2 separate regions of the Homo sapiens genome follow, and region 1 is linked to region 2. Evidence: chromatin loops called from intact Hi-C (ENCODE). Cell type or tissue: ovary. All regions are shown on one strand. Each heading gives the region's core, and the rest is flanking DNA. Links, peaks and the distances in the headings are about the cores only. Region 1 has its middle 59 kb from the start of LINC02038. Region 2 holds the start of LINC00887 (long intergenic non-protein coding RNA 887).

The links. Peaks named below come from ENCODE experiments on the same cell type or tissue, not always from the same donor. Only the 100,000 strongest peaks of a DNase experiment are listed, where the experiment ranks them.
Region 1: a loop joins it to region 2, with 4 times the contacts of the local background. A loop is called at or near these places in 3 of 110 quality-filtered maps.

What each region holds. Positions count from the first base shown.
Region 1 is chr3:193,898,803-193,907,135 of GRCh38, reverse strand. No RefSeq gene overlaps it. Among named protein-coding and RNA genes, the nearest start is that of LINC02038, 59 kb to the right of the region's middle. In ovary, for the core only: no CTCF peak of the experiment used is centred there; a DNase peak (open chromatin) is centred at 825.
Region 2 is chr3:194,312,093-194,320,425 of GRCh38, reverse strand. LINC00887 (long intergenic non-protein coding RNA 887) reads left to right here and starts at 7,622. Exons shown (of 3, transcript NR_024480.1): 1 at 7,622-7,825. RefSeq lists enhancers at 4,453-4,502, 4,368-4,868 and a silencer at 4,573-4,912. In ovary, for the core only: a CTCF peak has its summit at 4,597 (motif pointing right); DNase peaks (open chromatin) are centred at 4,725, 6,675, 7,285, 7,425 and 1 weaker place; H3K4me3 peaks cover 504 bases; H3K27ac peaks cover 3,684 bases.

The sequences.
Region 1 (8,333 bases), core at 183-8,182, 410 kb after region 2:
AGACCACCTGGATAGTCATACTTTAAATATGAACTTGGAACAACTACCTTGGAAACCTGTTCATCAGTTTCTTTACAAATTTGACATGTGACTACCTTATGTCCCAGCAATTCCACCCCTAGGTATTTACCCTACAGGGATGAAATCATATGTCCACACAATGACGTATACAGGAAGGTTTATAGCAAGATTGTTCATGATAGCTAACTGCTGGATACATCTCAGATGTCCAACAATAGGTGAATGAATAAACAACAAATTGTGATATACAATGAAATGCTACTCAGGAAGAAAAAAAAGAGGAATGAACTACTACTGATACATGCAACAACATGCATGAATCTTAACAACATGCTGAATTAAGGAGGCCAGACTCCTAAGAGGACACACTGTATGATTCCACTTCTATAGAGTTCTGCAATAGCAAATGTAACCTGTGGTGACAGAATTCAGATCAGTGGTTGCTTTACGTTGTGTGTATACAAAGCGGAGTTGACTGGGAAGAGGCGTGAGGGAAATTGCTGGAGTGAGAGCAATGTTCTGTGTCTTGATCAAGGTACGGGGCAGATGAGTGTATTCACTTGCCAAATCTGAACAAACACTTAAGATCTAAGTATTTCACTGCATGTAAATTATATCTTGAAAAAAAATGTAACGTGAATTTCTAGCCACGAGCAGGAAGGTACAATATAAACCCGGACAGTTAGGCTCCTGGGAGTTTGCAGTGGTGTGTCCTGGACTCAGGGTTTGGGAGAACCGCTGTCTCTTCCCGCTTGTGCTGATGGCTGGGGTCAACCAGCTTCCTGTGTTCTCTGCCAGTGCCCAGCTGTCAGGATGGGCCCAACCGCAGCTGCCGTAATAGTAGGTTGGGAGAGACATTCCCTCTCGCCCCTGCAGCCACATCACAGAAACCAGCCGTACCCTCTGGCCTGCTTCCCTCCACCACTGACGGCCTCAGGGAGCTCACCAAAGAACTTTCCCTTTCCTCACCCTCAGATACCCTTCCGGAACCTTCCAGGGCCCAAGCTGCCCTTTCCATGACCTGAGCTTTACGGGTGATAAACTCTGGCTTTCTGACATTCCAGGACTGCTTAACTGGGTCATTGCAGCAATCCTTGCTATAACTTTTATTTTTTGTTTTTTGAATTGCCATTTGTGTTTTCTTCATATTTCCTGCCAAACTGTCAAACCAGGCTCTCTCCAGACGCCAACATCTGGTATTAAATTGCAAGTCTGGATGATCTTCCAAAACAATGTTTTTTAAGTGCCGGGGAATGTCTTTTGCTCACATTATTCATCTGTTCAAATTGTATCAGATTCTCTCATTGATTTCTGAACTGAAATGTACCTTTCAACGTATCACGACTATCCTATTGAAGCCAGGCCTCATGCTGGCATCAGGCCATAAGTTGCCTGGAGAATATGTGATCTATTGTTTTGTTGTTCTCTTTTACTTTTCTATTTTTAAAAATCAATAAATCACAAGTAAATCCTTTAATAAGCATTGAATGAACAAATAAATTCAGCTTTCCCCTTATTGTGATGATTATGCTTTTTTTGTTTGTTTGTTAGTTTTTTGAGACGGAGTCTTCCCCTGTCACCCAGGCTGGAGTGCAGTGGTGTGATCTCCGCTCACTGCAACCTCCACCTCCCGAGTGCAAGCGATTCTCCTGCCTCAGTCTCCTGAGTAGCTGGGATCGTAGGTGCGTGCCACCATCCCTGGCTAATTTTTGTATTTTTAGTAGAGACGGGGTTTCACCATATTGGTCAGGCTGGTCTCGAATTCCTGACCTCGTGATCTGCCTGCCTCAGCCTCCCAAAGTGCTGGAATTACAGGCATGAGCCACTGTGCTTGGCCGATGCTTATGTTTTTAATGGAAATGAAATCTCTAAGATGCCAGACATATGGCACCCAGACAAAATCTGGCTGTCTGAATCTGGGGCTAGCGGTGGTTTCAGGATATTTTAGCCCCATGCAGTACATGTTCCCTGGCTGCAGCTTCAAAATGTGTGCCTGGGATGGGGAGGACCCACAGCCCCAGATGGCTTCCTCCTGCTTCTCTTGCTATTGTAGCAACCTCCATCCCTTTTCTGAAGAGTCAGGAAGAAGTGATGCCCAGGTACATAGCTTGCCTGGAGTGTGAGGGAAAGAACCTGGCTGAGGACAGGAGACTTGTTTCTGGTCCTATTTTGCCATCACTCACTCAGAGTGACTCAGGTCAGTTCCCTTCTCTTGGGGCCTTCTGCCAACTTGGGCCTTGGAACGAACTAGTTGGTTTCACCCTCAATGCCTTTTGTGGGTCAACTGGGGAAGCTGGAGAACTGGTAGGATAAGGTGGAAGAAATGTCTCCGGGGCTGGGACTCCAGGCTACCTCCTACTTCTACTTCCAGCAGAGGCATTGCCCTATGATCTGCCTTGAATCTTGGGCTTCAGATTCGTAAACATGGCCAAAACAACAAAGAACCACAACCGCCACCATCACCTGCCTGGTGGTGTCTAGTATCATGTCTAGTATTAGTTGACCCCTAAAGGCCCCTCTAAGCTGATAAGGGAGGATTGATTGCTCCTTCTTAGAGCCGAGCCATGGTGGACAACGTTCCTGACCATCAGTGCCCCACAGAAGGGGCTCCAGTCACCAGCTGGGGAGACCAGACCAGTGGCATGGCAGAATCGTGCTCTGTGCTAATTTGTCACGTGCACTTTCTGTTAAGAGCTCATCTCTCTCTATGCCTCACTCCCTCCCCTTCTCTTTCCTTCCTCTCTTTCCCTTCTTTCTTCCTGAGAAATTCCTGGTGTCTTGCCTGCATGCTCCAGACCTTTCAGCGTCAATAAATTCCTTTTACACTTTGAGCAGTTTCAAAGTGAATTTAGAAGGTGAGTGTGCCTAGCCTCCTGTTTAGACACAATTTCAGTCTGCAGATGGAGCTAGACCTGTCTGGGATTCTCACATGAGCCCACCTGGGCCCATCTGCTGCCATCGTAAATCTCCAGGGAGCTGAGCTCCACCGCTCAAGGGGGTGTTTTCAAGTCTCTGTGGCTGCCAGCTGTTCAAAATGGGCCCAGCCAGGCTTGGAAAGTGCTGAATCCGTAAAAACTGGGTGTCTTTAGAAGAGACAGAGAGAAATGTGAATTTAAAAACACAGCACAACTCTACCACAAAACAAGGCTGAATCCAATGTGAATTCCACAGATAACAGGTTCTGGCGGTGCTTGACTGAGTAGCTGGTTCCCATTTCAGTGCCCTATTCTGCCGCACGTTGCCCTCGATTAATACGTTCTTCCAAGACTGGGGTGAAACACAAAACGAGAAAGCTGCAAGGGCTGCAACACGATGTGGCAACTTGCAGGAACAGAGAAATCTCGGAAAGTATTCTACACGGGGCTGCGCATTCCCAGGAATAGTTGCCATGACGGGCATCCCAGTATAAGCAAGCTGTGTCCCATGAGATCCTGCGTAGTCAGAGATACTGTTTAACAGAAATGTGAACTGCAGAGGGAGGGTCAGCTCACTCCCCATCCCTTAGGTGCAATGCTGTGATTTAAGAGATGAAGGTGAATGTCATTCTCTGAGTTTCCCAGTCCGGCAATTCCAGACTCTGTCTCCTGTCGTATCTTCCTTTGCATAAAATGCCCTCACAGATCCATCAATCATTGACCCTGTGATCATGCATTGAGAACCTCCCATACATTAGGGGCTGATTGCATCCTGTTTCAGATAGTGACATGGTCTCCTGTGTGCCTTTAGGGCAAGGACCAAGGATTATTCATCTTCGTATATTCTGTAACCTATTAAATATATGTTCGCTCAATGAATCATAGAGAAAGCACTCTGTTTTCCTTCCTTTCTGCTCTGTCCCAGAGACAGAAGATCTTGTCTGGTCCTATGTGAACATTAGAAGGTGAAGACGTTGGCCTGGGCGCTTTCCACCCCACAGACAGAAAGAACAAAGGGCGCTGGCTCTGGAGGCGCTCTCCATCATGTTGAAAACTGTGTCCAATCTCATTGTAGGAAGCAGCAGGTAGCTGTGAAAGGCGGCTCAGGCTCTCATTGTTACCACCGTGGCTGCAGGTGAAAGGTCAGTTTGCAGGCAAGGCTCTGACCCTTCACTTTTTTGTTGAGAGTGTCACAAGGTAAATTAATCAGATTTATGGCATTAAGCTCTGCCAATATCTTTATCCTCTCAACTCTTTCTCTCCAGCAAAACTCTCTTTCCTAGGGGGAAAAAAAGTTTCCTTTCTAATGAAAGGGGAAAAGTGCTTTTTGTGTTTCTCTCACAGTTTCCACTTTACAAGTGAAAATGGCTGGGCACATATAGAGGCCAGCACAGCCCTTCCTTTGAACAGGGCTCTTGTAAGTTAAAGTGAGCTTTCCTGGCACCGCCTCACATGCCCCACGCTCATGGGGACAATGCAGCCGGCAGGCTTGGCTGGCACTGATGGCTTCGTGATTTCCTCTCCTTTGACTAGAGCAACTCAGGAAAGCTTATTAAGGAGATGTCGCCAGCCTGGACGTGGGCTTAGGTCTCCTCCATGCCCAGCTGGCAGCACTGGTACCAGAGCAATATTTCAGAGGGGCAGGTAGGCTAGACATGAATGAGCAGAAAGCCCTCCAGTCCCAAAGCCAGAGGCTTGGAGCCGGCTCCCAGCAGGAGCAGGAGGGAGGCTGCTGATGTTGCAGGTGCTTTTCAGGCAGCCTTGCAGGAGAGCACCAACTTCCTGCTGCTAGAAATTTGTCTGCAAATTTTTTCTCATTCAGAAGTGACGGCATCCAGGAGACCCTGGCTAGATATGATAACTTGATTAAAGCCTGCACAGGCGACCCAGATGCCCGAGAAGGGGCTGAGAGGGAGCATGCCTCCTTCTAACCTTTCACCGGGAGAGAGCTGACAGGTCACAGTGGGTAGGTTTCCTCACCCTGGGCTGTACGGTGTCCACATTTTAGACTCACAGCCCTCTAAATAATGCAGCTGTGCTTTGGATACAGCTTCTCTGCTGAAAAAGAAAAGTAACAAAGGCTTATTTTCCCACATCAATTTGCAGCATAGAGATTGGATTATTACAAATATTTCCTGAGCACCCACTGCACACTAAACCCTGTTTTAGGCACTGGAGATACAGCAGTGAATACTGCCATCATAGAGCTTAGAATCTAGCTTGGGGACTCTGACGGTAAATAAATGTACAAAAGCACAATATGCCAGGGGGTTACAATGCTGTAAAAAAAACAATAAAACAGGGCTAGAGGATAGAGAAAATGGTGGGGTATAAGGGATACTCTGAGAACATAGATCAGACAGGAACATCCTCTCTGAAGAAATGATACGAGGCTAGAGACCCAAATGAAGGCTGCGCATTAGCCCTGTTGATACCTGGCCAGAGAATCCCTAAAAGACGGCTTAGCAAGTGTGAGGCCCCAAGCAGGAAGCCTGCTCGATATGTTCAAGAAATATTCCTTTACAATTATGTTTCACTTATGAATGCCAAAAAAAACCCACCTAATGATCACAATAATAGTGGCAAAACTTTTGTGACAATACTGTTATGAGGAGTAAATGAATTAATGTTCTCAAGACACATAGCACAGTGACTATGGAATAGTAAGAATTTAATAAGTGCTGAGGCTTTTATAATTATAATAATTATTGTTGTTTACTAAGAATTTGACAGTCACAATAATCCCATAAGGTAGGTGGTCAAGAACTATCAGCTTCGTCTTGTAAATGAAGAATGTAATGTCCACAGAAGTGACTTGCCCAAGGTCACACTGCAGGTTAGTGGCACATGGAAGCAGGCTGGGTCCCTAGGGCTGCATGCAGAGAGTCACCAGGAGAGCTGCTGATCTGCACTGGACTTTGTCTAAGCAAGAGATTAACTTTTATTATATCAAGCCACCGAGACTTGGGGGTTATTTGTTATAGCAGCTTACCATTACTTAACCTAACTATCAGAATGGGCTGGCTCTAGGATGACTGTAAGAGGGTGTGAGCCCCTCAAATAGCAGGGCTCATAGCTTTTGGAGGGGAGAATGCCAGCTCTTGTACCCCAGTTACACTGAACCCTAAATATGTGTGTATTTTTCCAGCACCACTTTGTTCCTACCAGTCCCCCTGCCTGGGTCATTCTCCATCTACTTCCCTAACAAAACCCTATGAAATGTATCCTTCAAGGCTCTCTTTGAATGCCACCTCCTCCAGGAAGCCTTCTCCATCTGCTGTCATAAGACAGCATTTCTTGCCCTGCACTTTCACAGAAGATTCCTGTTCCCTGGGGACCACATTTTGCCTCATGCTCCAATTACATATGGGCATACCTAACTCCTACATGAGACCACATGCTTCCTGAGGCCAGGCCTCTGACCTCTTTGCTCTCAAAACAGGCCAGAAGCAGAATTCCATTTGGAAAGAGATGAAATAAAACAATTCCTATTTTTTTTAAAAGGTTAATTCTAAATGCTAGGGCAAATAATCAGAGAATGTTCTCCTTGGAATATGTTGGAGTTAGCTTTTACAAACATTTGCACCCTCATGCAGGCACGTCTCCCCCCAACCCCTCATCTCCATGGCACAATGACTGTGATGATGTATTTTGCTGTTGCCTTTATGTTGATGTTCAAACTCTTCTTCTCATCTTACCGTCACCAATTATTGAATGCCTTTAAAAAAAAAACGAAACAAAACCCAAACCTTACCCCAGCAGATGTGTGTGAGCTGTTTGATCTTGAGGCTGAATAGGAAGCAAAGTATCCAAGACTCAGATTATGGTGCAGAAGAGGGGGAAAAAATCTTAACAGGAACTCTGTGAAGGAGAGAGTTTAGCTTTGATCTTACTATTGAATTTTGCTAGTGGGGTGTGTGTTTATATCTATTTCTATTTATCTTTTTACCTCCATAATTCTGTGCTGCTGTGTCTGTCTCTTGCGGCACTACAGAAGGGAGTTTTGTCTGATTTTGTGCAACACGACTTAAGTCATTTAAAGTAAGAATTTAATTTCTCTGTGAAATAAGGAGAAGACTATAGGTTAATTTATGGATATCTTTTCCTTTAAAGGATTCTAAAATAATTGGGGCCACTTTATCTCAAACCGAATGGAAAAGAGCCCTATTAAAAAGCAGAGAGGCCATGCTTCTAGATGAGCCGGTCTGACTTTATCGTTTAATTCCTAATTTGCACATCTTCCTCACTAAAGAAAACCCAGACCTTAGAAAGTAATCTGACCTTTGCAATTTAGGAGAGAATTAAACAGCATTTGTTTATAGTTAAATTCTATTTCAAAGTTTCACCTGAGTGGGATCTCTTTCTAAAAATAATCAGATAATTTTAAAAGTTAATTTGAGAAATGTACAAAGGCAAATTCCCCTGATATTCTGATAATATAATTAATATAATATAATATAATATAATATGATATAATATAATATAATGACAAAGGAGTGATCAATGGACAGGTTATAGTTGTTCATGCATCTTGTAGAATTGTGGATTTTCCATGAATTTCACTGTGAAATGGAGACATCCATCACAATCTTGCCATTGATTTTTCACTTTGATTTGAGGATTTCTGAAATGCTTTTTATAACCTTTCTTTCTTTGTATGCATTCTTCGGTTAATTTATCCATTTAATCAATCAATATTTGTTAAATTTACAATGTGCCAGGCACTTTACTTACACACTTATAATCTGCACCAAGCATTAAAAAGCATATGTTTATCTGTACTCCAAAAGACATAAGCCAGTAAGAGTTCCTAAATTAAGTACTCACAATTCCCTATAAAACTGTTTTCAGAATTTGTATTATTTAGCATTTTCCGAGGTATTTCTTCAGCACTAGCCAAATACAAAGCACAATGCTAAGCATGGGCATGAACAGGGAGATAAATCATGCACCAACTGTGCTTTCTAAGTAGCTTGGGCTGGTAAAAGGCACACCAAGTCCTGCTAGGGAGCAGATGTATGAGGGTGGGTGGAGTGGCAGGGATGCTACACAGAAGAGAGATTCCTTGGGCATAGGCTGAGGCAGGAACTTGCCAGCTTCTACATATCAAATTGGAATGTCAGGGTTCTGGTGTGGAAGGAGATGTTTTTAAAATGCTGTCTATGGGGCATGACAGTTGTTGGGGTATCCTGCTGGGGCCAAAGCCAATAGAGAGTTAAGCTCCCAAGGGCAACTCTTGCCTAGAACTTACTTAGACTGTCAGCCTTTAGTTTGTGGGTCACAATCTTCTTGAGGGTTCAAGAGAGACCATCTCAATTCCCTGCCAGATGGAAGGCCCACTGGAGGGAATAGGGCCTTCAAAGACGGTGTCCTCATTCCACCCCCAAAGGACTTGCC
Region 2 (8,333 bases), core at 293-8,292:
TTGGCTGTCTCCGTGGGAACCCTCTTTTCCAGCCAGACATCCTGTTTACAGATCTCAGATGGGCCATGGGGCGGGTCTCACTCCTGCCCTCTTTGAGGACAGGGTAAAGGAGTGGTTAGGAGTATGAGGTCCAAATTCGGGCAGGCCAGGGTTCATGTCCAAGCTCCATCATATCTAGGCTGGGATAGCCACACCACCTCCAGGAAGCCTGCTCTGGTTTTCCTGACCCATGGCCATGCATTTCTCCAGTGTCTGCCTGCTCCAAGTGTCATCACTGCCTCCGTGGCATTGAAACCTCGTCAGTCTTGTGATATCTATTTCTCTGTCCCTTATTCATGTGTTTGTCTAGTTTCTCCATCTGGACTCTAAATGCTGTGCCCACAACAGGCTATTATGGGTCTCTGTGTGTCCCAGACTGCCCGCATGAATAATGGCTGATATGGCTTGGATTTTTGTCCTCTCCAAATCTCATGTTGCAATGTGATTCCCAGTGTTGGAAGTGGGGCCTGCTGGGAGGTGAGTGGATCATGGGGGAAGATCCCTTAAGAGTAGGTTAGCACCATCCTCTTGGTGATATGAGTTCTTGCTCAGTTAGTTCATGTGAGATCTCGTTGTTTAAGCATCTGGGACCTCCCCTTTCTCTCTCTCTTGCTCCCACTCTCACCATGTGATGTGCCTGCTCCCCTTTCTTCTTCCACCATGAGTGGAAGCTTCCTGAGGTCTTTAGCAGAACCAGATGCTGGCACCATGCTTCTTTTACAGCCTGCAGAATTGTGACCCAATTAAACCTCTTTTCTTTATAAATTTCCCAGTCTCAGGCATTTTTAATAGCAATGCACAAACGGACTAACACAGAAAATTGGTATAGTGAATAGAGTATCGCCATAAAAATACCTAAAGATGTGGAACTGAGTAACGGGCAGAGGGTGGAAGAGACTGGAGAGCTCAGAAGAAGACAGGAAGATGAGGGAACGTCTGGAACATCTATGGTTGTGACAAAAATGCTGATAGAGATATGGACAGTGAAGTCCAAGCTGACAAAGTCTCAGATGGAAATGAGAAAGTTATTGGGAGCTGAAGCAAAGATCACCTGTGTTATTCCCTAGCAAAGAGCCTGGATGGATTGTGTTCATGTCCTAGGGGTTTGTGGAAGGTTGAACTTATTTGGTGGCAGCTGGCAGAAGAAATTTCTAAGTATCAAGAAGTGACGTGGCTGCTTCTAACAGCCTACGATCAGATATGGGTGTAAAGAAATGACTTAAAGTTGGAACTTATACATGAAAGGAAGCAGGGCATAAAAGTTCGTAGCCTAGCCATGCAGCAGGGAAAGAAGAAGCATTTTCAGGAGCGGAATCCAAGCAGCCAGTGTAGCAATCATTTGCTAGAGACATTAGCATGACTAAAAGGGAGCCAAATGCTAATATCCAATACAATGGGGAAAAGTTCTCAAAGGCATTTCAGAGGTCTTGGAGATAGCTCTTCCCATCTCATGCTCAGGGGCCTAGGAGGAAAGAATGGGTTCAGGGGCCAGGTATGGGGCACTGTTGTCCAGTTCAGCCTCAGGACACTGCTTGCCACATCTCTGCTGGCTCAAAAGACCCCAGGCCCAGGTACAGCTCCAGTTGCTGCTTTGGAGAACGCAAGCTGCCATAAGCCTTGGCAGTTTCCACTTGGTGTTAAGCCTGCAGGCACACAGAATGTAAGTGTGAAGGAGGCTTGGCAACTTCCACCTAAATTTCAGAGGATGAATCAGCAAGCCTAAGGTGGCTGCCCAGGCAGAAGCCTGCTGCAGGGGTGGAGCCCCCACCAGAGAAACTCTACTAGGGCAGTGTGGAGGGGAAATGGGGGTTGGATCCCCCACACAGACCCCCCACCAGGACACTGCCTAGTGGAGCTGTGGGAAGGTGGCTGATGTCCTCCAGACCCCAGAATGATAGAGCCACTGACAGCTTGCATACTGAGCATGGAAAAGCCACAGGCACTCAACTCCAACCCATGAGAGCAGCCACAGGGCTAGACCCAGAAAAGCCACAGGGGCAGTGCTGCTCAAGGCCTTGGGGGCCCATCCCTTGAACCAGTGCACCCAGGATGCAGGACATGGGATCAAGGATCATTTTGGAGCTTTAAGGTTTAATGACTGCCCCAATGGGTTTCAGACTTGGGTGGGTCTGGTAGCCCCTTCCTTTGGGTCAATTTCTCCCTTTTAGAATGGGAATATCTACCCAATGCCTGTGCCACCATTGTATCTTGGAAGTAAATAACTTGTTTTGATTTTACAGGCATATAGGTGGAAGGAACATGCCTTGGGTCTCAGATGAGACTTGGACTTTTGGATTAATTCTGGAACAAGTTAAGACTTAGGGGGACTATTGCAAAGGCATGATTGTATTTTGAAATGTGAAAAAGACATGATATTTGGGTCCTGGGCGGGGAATAACGTGGTTTGGATATTTGTCCCCTTCGATTATCATGTTGAAAGGTGATTCCCATTTTGGGGGTGGGGCCTGGTAGGAGGTGAGTGGATCATGGGGGAAGGCCCCTCGTGAATGGTTAAGCACACCCCTTGGTGATAAGTGAGTTCTTGGTCAGTTAGTTCATGTGAGATCTGGTTGTTTAAAAGAGTCTGGGACCTCCCCCAACCCCTTGCTCCTACTCTTGCCATGTGATGTGCCTGCTCCCCTTTTGCCTTCCACCTTTCACCATGAGTGGAAGCTTCCCAAGGTTCTTACCAGGACCAGATGCTGACGCCATGCTTCTTGAACAGTCTGCAGAATTGTGAGCCAATTAAACCTTGTTTCCTTATAAATTACCAGCCTCAGGCATTTCCTTATAGCAATGCACAAATATACTAACACAATGGCCATAGACAGCGCTTACCATTAGCTCATTTAACTTGTCTACGAGGGCAGCACAACTTGGGGTCCACATACTCATGCCCAACTTCATTGGCCATTCAACTCCAGCCAAGTAACAGGACGAAAAGACAGAAACCCACCATAAGCTGCGGCTGAAGGTGGCCATCCAGCCCACTGTTGGGACAGAATGCTTAGTGTGTACAGATTTGCTTCGGTGTCCCTAAGATAGGCTTCTGACCTGTCTATTTTCCCTGAGAATTCAGAATAATCATGAACAAGATGGGAGTATGAATCTCAGCATGGAGGCCCAGTGGCTGACACCTAGCTTTCAAACCTAAACATCTTGCACAGGTTTCCTTGTACCATGTTCTCTGATGCGATGTCCTGTGTCTCTGCTCACTGCTTCAGTGCCCTCCCAAGCAGCCGGGATGGAGCCCGGGCCGCCACAGCCCCCCTGGAGTGCGTGCCGCCTGATAGGTGGATCAAGAGCAGAACTCACATGCTGCCTCCTGGGGAGGAAGGGGGTTGTTTATGACCATATGAGCTTTGAGGTACCCAGGATGACAGGCCACCCTAGAACCCAGGGAGCTTGGGCAAGTTCATCCCCTTCTCTGGGCCTCAGTTTCCCTCATCTGTCCTGCAAAAGAATTGGATCAGATAATCTGGGACATTCTATCCAGCTCTCTGATCCAGAGATCAGGTTTGGGGCCGGGTGGGGGATGTGAAGTGGTCTTCCAAGCTGTCAACATAGCCTGATTGTGTAAGGCCTGCACAAATGGTGTTTAGAGCAATACTTTCAAACCTTAATGTTGGGTGAATCACCTGCGTCTAGAGAAAATGAAGATTCTAGCAGGAGAGAGTGGAAGAGTGGTTACCAGAGGCTGGGAGCAGGGTTGGATGGGGAAAGATTGGTCAACAAGTACAAAGTTGCAGCGAGGAGGAAGTTCTTGTGTTCTATGGCACAGCAAGGTGACTGTGGTTAACAGTACCGTATTGTACATTGCAAAGTAGGTAGAAAAGATTTACAATTTCTTTAGCAAAGATGAGATGATGGATAGGCTAAATACCTTGATTTGATTTTTACACAATGCATACATGTATCAAAACATCACATTGTACCCCAGAAATACGTACAATTATGGGTCAATAAAAAGCAAAATAAAATATGTAGATTCTCTCTCAATGGTTCTGAGGCGGGGTCTCTAAACCTGCATTTCTAACAAGCTCCCTGGTGATCCCGCGGTGCCGGCTGAGTCGGTGCCTTGATTAGGAGGGTTTGGCACTAGGTCTCCAGGTGTGATCCCGGAGCGGCAGCATCGGCATCACCTGGGAACCTTGTAAGAGCGAGTAGGGCCAAGCTACAGAAGTATTGGGTCAGAAACTCTGGGGTAGCGCCCAGCAATATGTGATGTAACAAGCCCTCCAGGCGACTCCCATGAGCTCAATTCTGAGAACCACTGCTTTAAGACAACAGCTTCTAAACTGGGCGGTGCATAGGAAGCACCGAGAGAGTTTTTAAAAATACTGGGGCCTGGGGCCCGCTTGTCGGGGTTCTAATGTAATCGGAATAGGTGCCTCCCGGGCATCGGGATTTTTACAGTCTCCCCAAGTGATTCTAATGTGAAGTCAATGAGCCTTAGGGCGGACAGAAGATGAGGGCTGCGGGGCTCCCAGGCTGCGAGCCTGCGATTCTTCTGACGGCGCTTTCCGGACGACGGCCACTAGGGCGCGCTGTGGCACCGCTGGGAGGCCGGCTGCGGTTCAGCCTCCTCTCGCCAGCGGCTGGAGGAGCTCCGGGCTGGGAGGCGGCGCGAAGCCCCGGGGGTCGGAGCCTCCGGGAGCGGCTTCTGGCCCAGGCCGGCCCGCCCCCGTGCATCGGCACCTAATTAATGCTGGCCGCGGCCTCGCCGCGCTTGACGTCAGTGATGTGCTCCGTGCTGGGGAGACGCGGCCTTTGCAGCCGCTCGGCACAGGTTGCTTCACCCTGGCCAGCCCTGCTGCCCGCCCCCTCCAGGCAGAACGCCGGGCTCACCTCTGGGACCGAGCCCTTGCTCATGCTGCTCTGATGACACTCACGCGAGAGTTTCTCCCCCATTTCCACCCGGCAGGACACCAGTTTCCTTTTCCATCTTCCCTGGCTGTTCTCTGCCCCTCCCCTGCCTTTTCAGAACACGGAGGGTCCCGGAAAATCCCACAGGCCTGGGGCTTTGCCAAGTCAGCCGCAAGAACCACCTCTCACCTTTCCCTTTCTGGGTCTCTCCTCTGCTCAGTTCCTTTCCTGTTCCTGCTCCTCCTTTTTCTCTCATCTGAGCCGTGTGGATCAGATACTTCCTGCCTATGCGTTCTCATGCACAGAAGTGGAAGAGATGGGATGGTGAAGGGGGGATTGCCTTCTTTAGCAGCACAGATAGGACTGCGTTTGTAAGGAGCGTTTTGTATGTTGGGGGTGACGAGGTTGCTGATGAAACTCTAGTGTTCTGTCCCCCACAGCCACATTACTCCCTTTAAGCAGCGATGGGAGTTGATTCTGGAGAGGAGAACTCAGCCGAGTAGAGCAACGCTGTCTTGTCTAGCTGCCCCAGCTGGCTGGAAGGGTCTTCCATGGCTGGAGGAGTTTCCCCAACCAGGACGCCAGAACTGTCTTTTTTTTTTTTTTTTTTTTTTTGAGACAGGGTCTTGCTCTGTCACCCAGGCTGGAAGTGCAGTGGCGTGACCGCAGCTCACTGCATCCTTGACCTCCCAGGCTCAAGCGATTGTCCCACCTCAGCCTCCTGAGAGGCTGGAATTACAGGCATGCGCCACCACGCCCAGCTAATTTTTTTTTATTTTTTGTAGAGACGGAGTCCCACTGTGTAGCCCAGGCTGGTCTCAAGCAATCCTCCTGCTTTGGCTTCCCAAAATGCTGGGATTACAGGTGTGAACCACCCCGTGCCTGGCCCAGAGCTGTCTTTATCATAAATGTTCCACGCCATATTTCATCTCTGCCCATCCCCTTATCCCCATTCCCAAACCTCCAATCTGATATTTGTGTGAGATTTCATTTGGAGGAAGGCCATGTACATAATGGTTTGGATGATGCCTGATAGCCTCCCTGGCTTTGCCAGCCCATAATTCTAAGATGGGAAGAGATGTTGCTGGGGAGAAGAGGCGGAGGCTTCTCTTCTGATTCCTGCCTGGAGCCCTGACTGCAAGGGTTGCTCCTGGCTTCCCCCATTTGAACCCCACCCCTGGCTGGCCAGTGAGGGGAGCATTCCCTACAGCCCCAGGGAGGGAGAGGCTGCCAGCGGCCAGACAGGGCATTGGGCAGATGGCACAGAGCCAGCCCAGCCAGGTGGGGAAATTGAGACCCAGAGAGGGTAAGGGACTTGCTCAAGGTCACACAACCAGACCCTGGCAGATCCCTTTCCACGCTAATTCCTCAGAAGCTCCTGCTGGGGTCTCTAGTGGGATACTTTGGACAGCCCTGTGGGAGTGGCGGCTGGGTTCCACCGGGAGTGGGGTTACTTTGAAGAACAGTAGTCTCTCCTTGAATCCAGATGAGCAGATACGGTTCCAGGGCTCAGCCTGACCCTGAGGCTGTCACAGCTGGGGCAGGGGCTGAGGGTGGAAACTGCCTCTAAGAGCTCAGAGGGCGTTTAGCCTGCCAGGCACAGAGCCTCCACCGGGGACAGAAAGCCAGGAAAAAGGTGTGGGACGTCAGTACGAATCCTGCTCCTTCCATCGTAGACTCTGAAAGTAAAGGTCCAAGCTTTGAATTGGATCTCAGCTGGGGCTGGGGGCTGGCCAAGAAGATTGGGGTGGCCACACATTTGGGCAAGTTTCCCTACTGCCTCCGCAATGCGCCTGGCCAGGGCCCAACTGGAAATCAGAGACCCATGAAACATCAGCTCAGGGAGCATCAGGGATGCATGCTCGTGCTTCAAGAGGAAGAAACCCCGAGAGGAGGCTGGGAGAGAGACTGGTCCAAGGTCACTGGACAGTGAGTGGTGGAGCTGGAGCTTGGACGTGGGCTCTGGACTCTGGATTGTGTGTCCCCGCCACTGTCCTGACATCCATGTGGACAGATGCCCTGATCCCCCTCTGCAGGGGCTGTTCTCTTTTCCTCTCTTTGGGGTGTATAATGTGTTTGTCTTTGTGTGTGTGTGTGTGTGTGTGTGTGTGTGTGTGTGTGTGTGTGTGTAGACATTTTTTATTTTGTCTCTTTACCTCCAAATCCTATCTGCTTCATAAAACTCAGAGAAAAAGTCTATAAGCTCAGTCACCCATTCCAGGATCGCTGTCAGGAAATCCTCGTTCCCATCTCACCCGCATCCCCCACGCTGGAGCTTAAGTCCTTCCAGGTGGGGCTGGCAAGAGTCTGCGGGACTTACTCCAAGAGCCCCGGGGAAGCGGGCTGGGCTGTTTGGGGAGGAATGCTCACCCGGCAGTGTGCAGGCCTGGCAGGGCTGCCTCTAAACCCAAATTGCAGTCCCCAAGCACGTGCGCTTGCTCTGCCTGAGATCTCCAATGATGCTGCTTTGGCGGGAGTACTGATTCTAGCCAGTGATTTATCATCTGTTTACTCAGAGAAACTGCTTGTTCATTTCTGCTGGTGGGAAGGGAAGGAGGGAGGGAGGGAGGTGAACGTGTGTCCTGTGAGCTGCAGAGGTAGCCGGCAGGGATGACTTATACACTCCCCTCGATGGGTGACCTCCATTCACTCTTCCTCCCCGCCTCTCCGCCTGATGAGAAACAGAATGTGCTCCCTCCCCCCTGGGAGGCTTCAGATTCATTTTCTGCTCAGACACCGTTGCTTGCAAAATTCCACCCAGAAGATAAGGGAGGGAGTATCGCTGCAGCGTCCTGCTCTGTGCCTGGTTATATTACTGGATCCTTGTGTTGCAGCCCTAAGATAGAAGGATTGTCTCCATTTCACAGATGAGAGAGAACTGATGCGCAGGAGGCTGAAATTGTCTGAAGTCACACAGCAGGTGGGTAGAGCTGGGACCCAACCCCCGTCAGGCTGGTGCCAACTTCATGCTCTTGGAGCAGTGTTTCTCCAAGTGTGCATCTCGAACCACCTGCATTAATTATAGTTACTTCTTCCTTCAGTCTCTGTTGTTTTCAACAGGGAGTTACTGACCTAGGCATGGCTCCAGGCTCATGGGATTCAGCAATGAGGAAGACAGGTCCTGGCCAAAGGAGGCCAAGAACAAACAAGTATAAGCAATAAGTCAGCCGGGTGCTGTGGCTCATGCTTGTAATCCCAACACTTTGGGAGTCTGAGGTGGAAGGATCACTTGAGCCCAGGAGTTCGAGACCAGCCTGGGCAACATGGTGAAACCACATCTCTACCAAAATATACAAAAATTAGCTGAGTGTGGTGGTGCACCTGTAGCCCCAACTGCTTGAGAGCCTGAGGTAGGAGGATTGTCTTAGCCCAGGAGGTTGACACTGCAGTGAGCCGTAATTGTGCCACTGCACTCCAGCCTGGGCGAC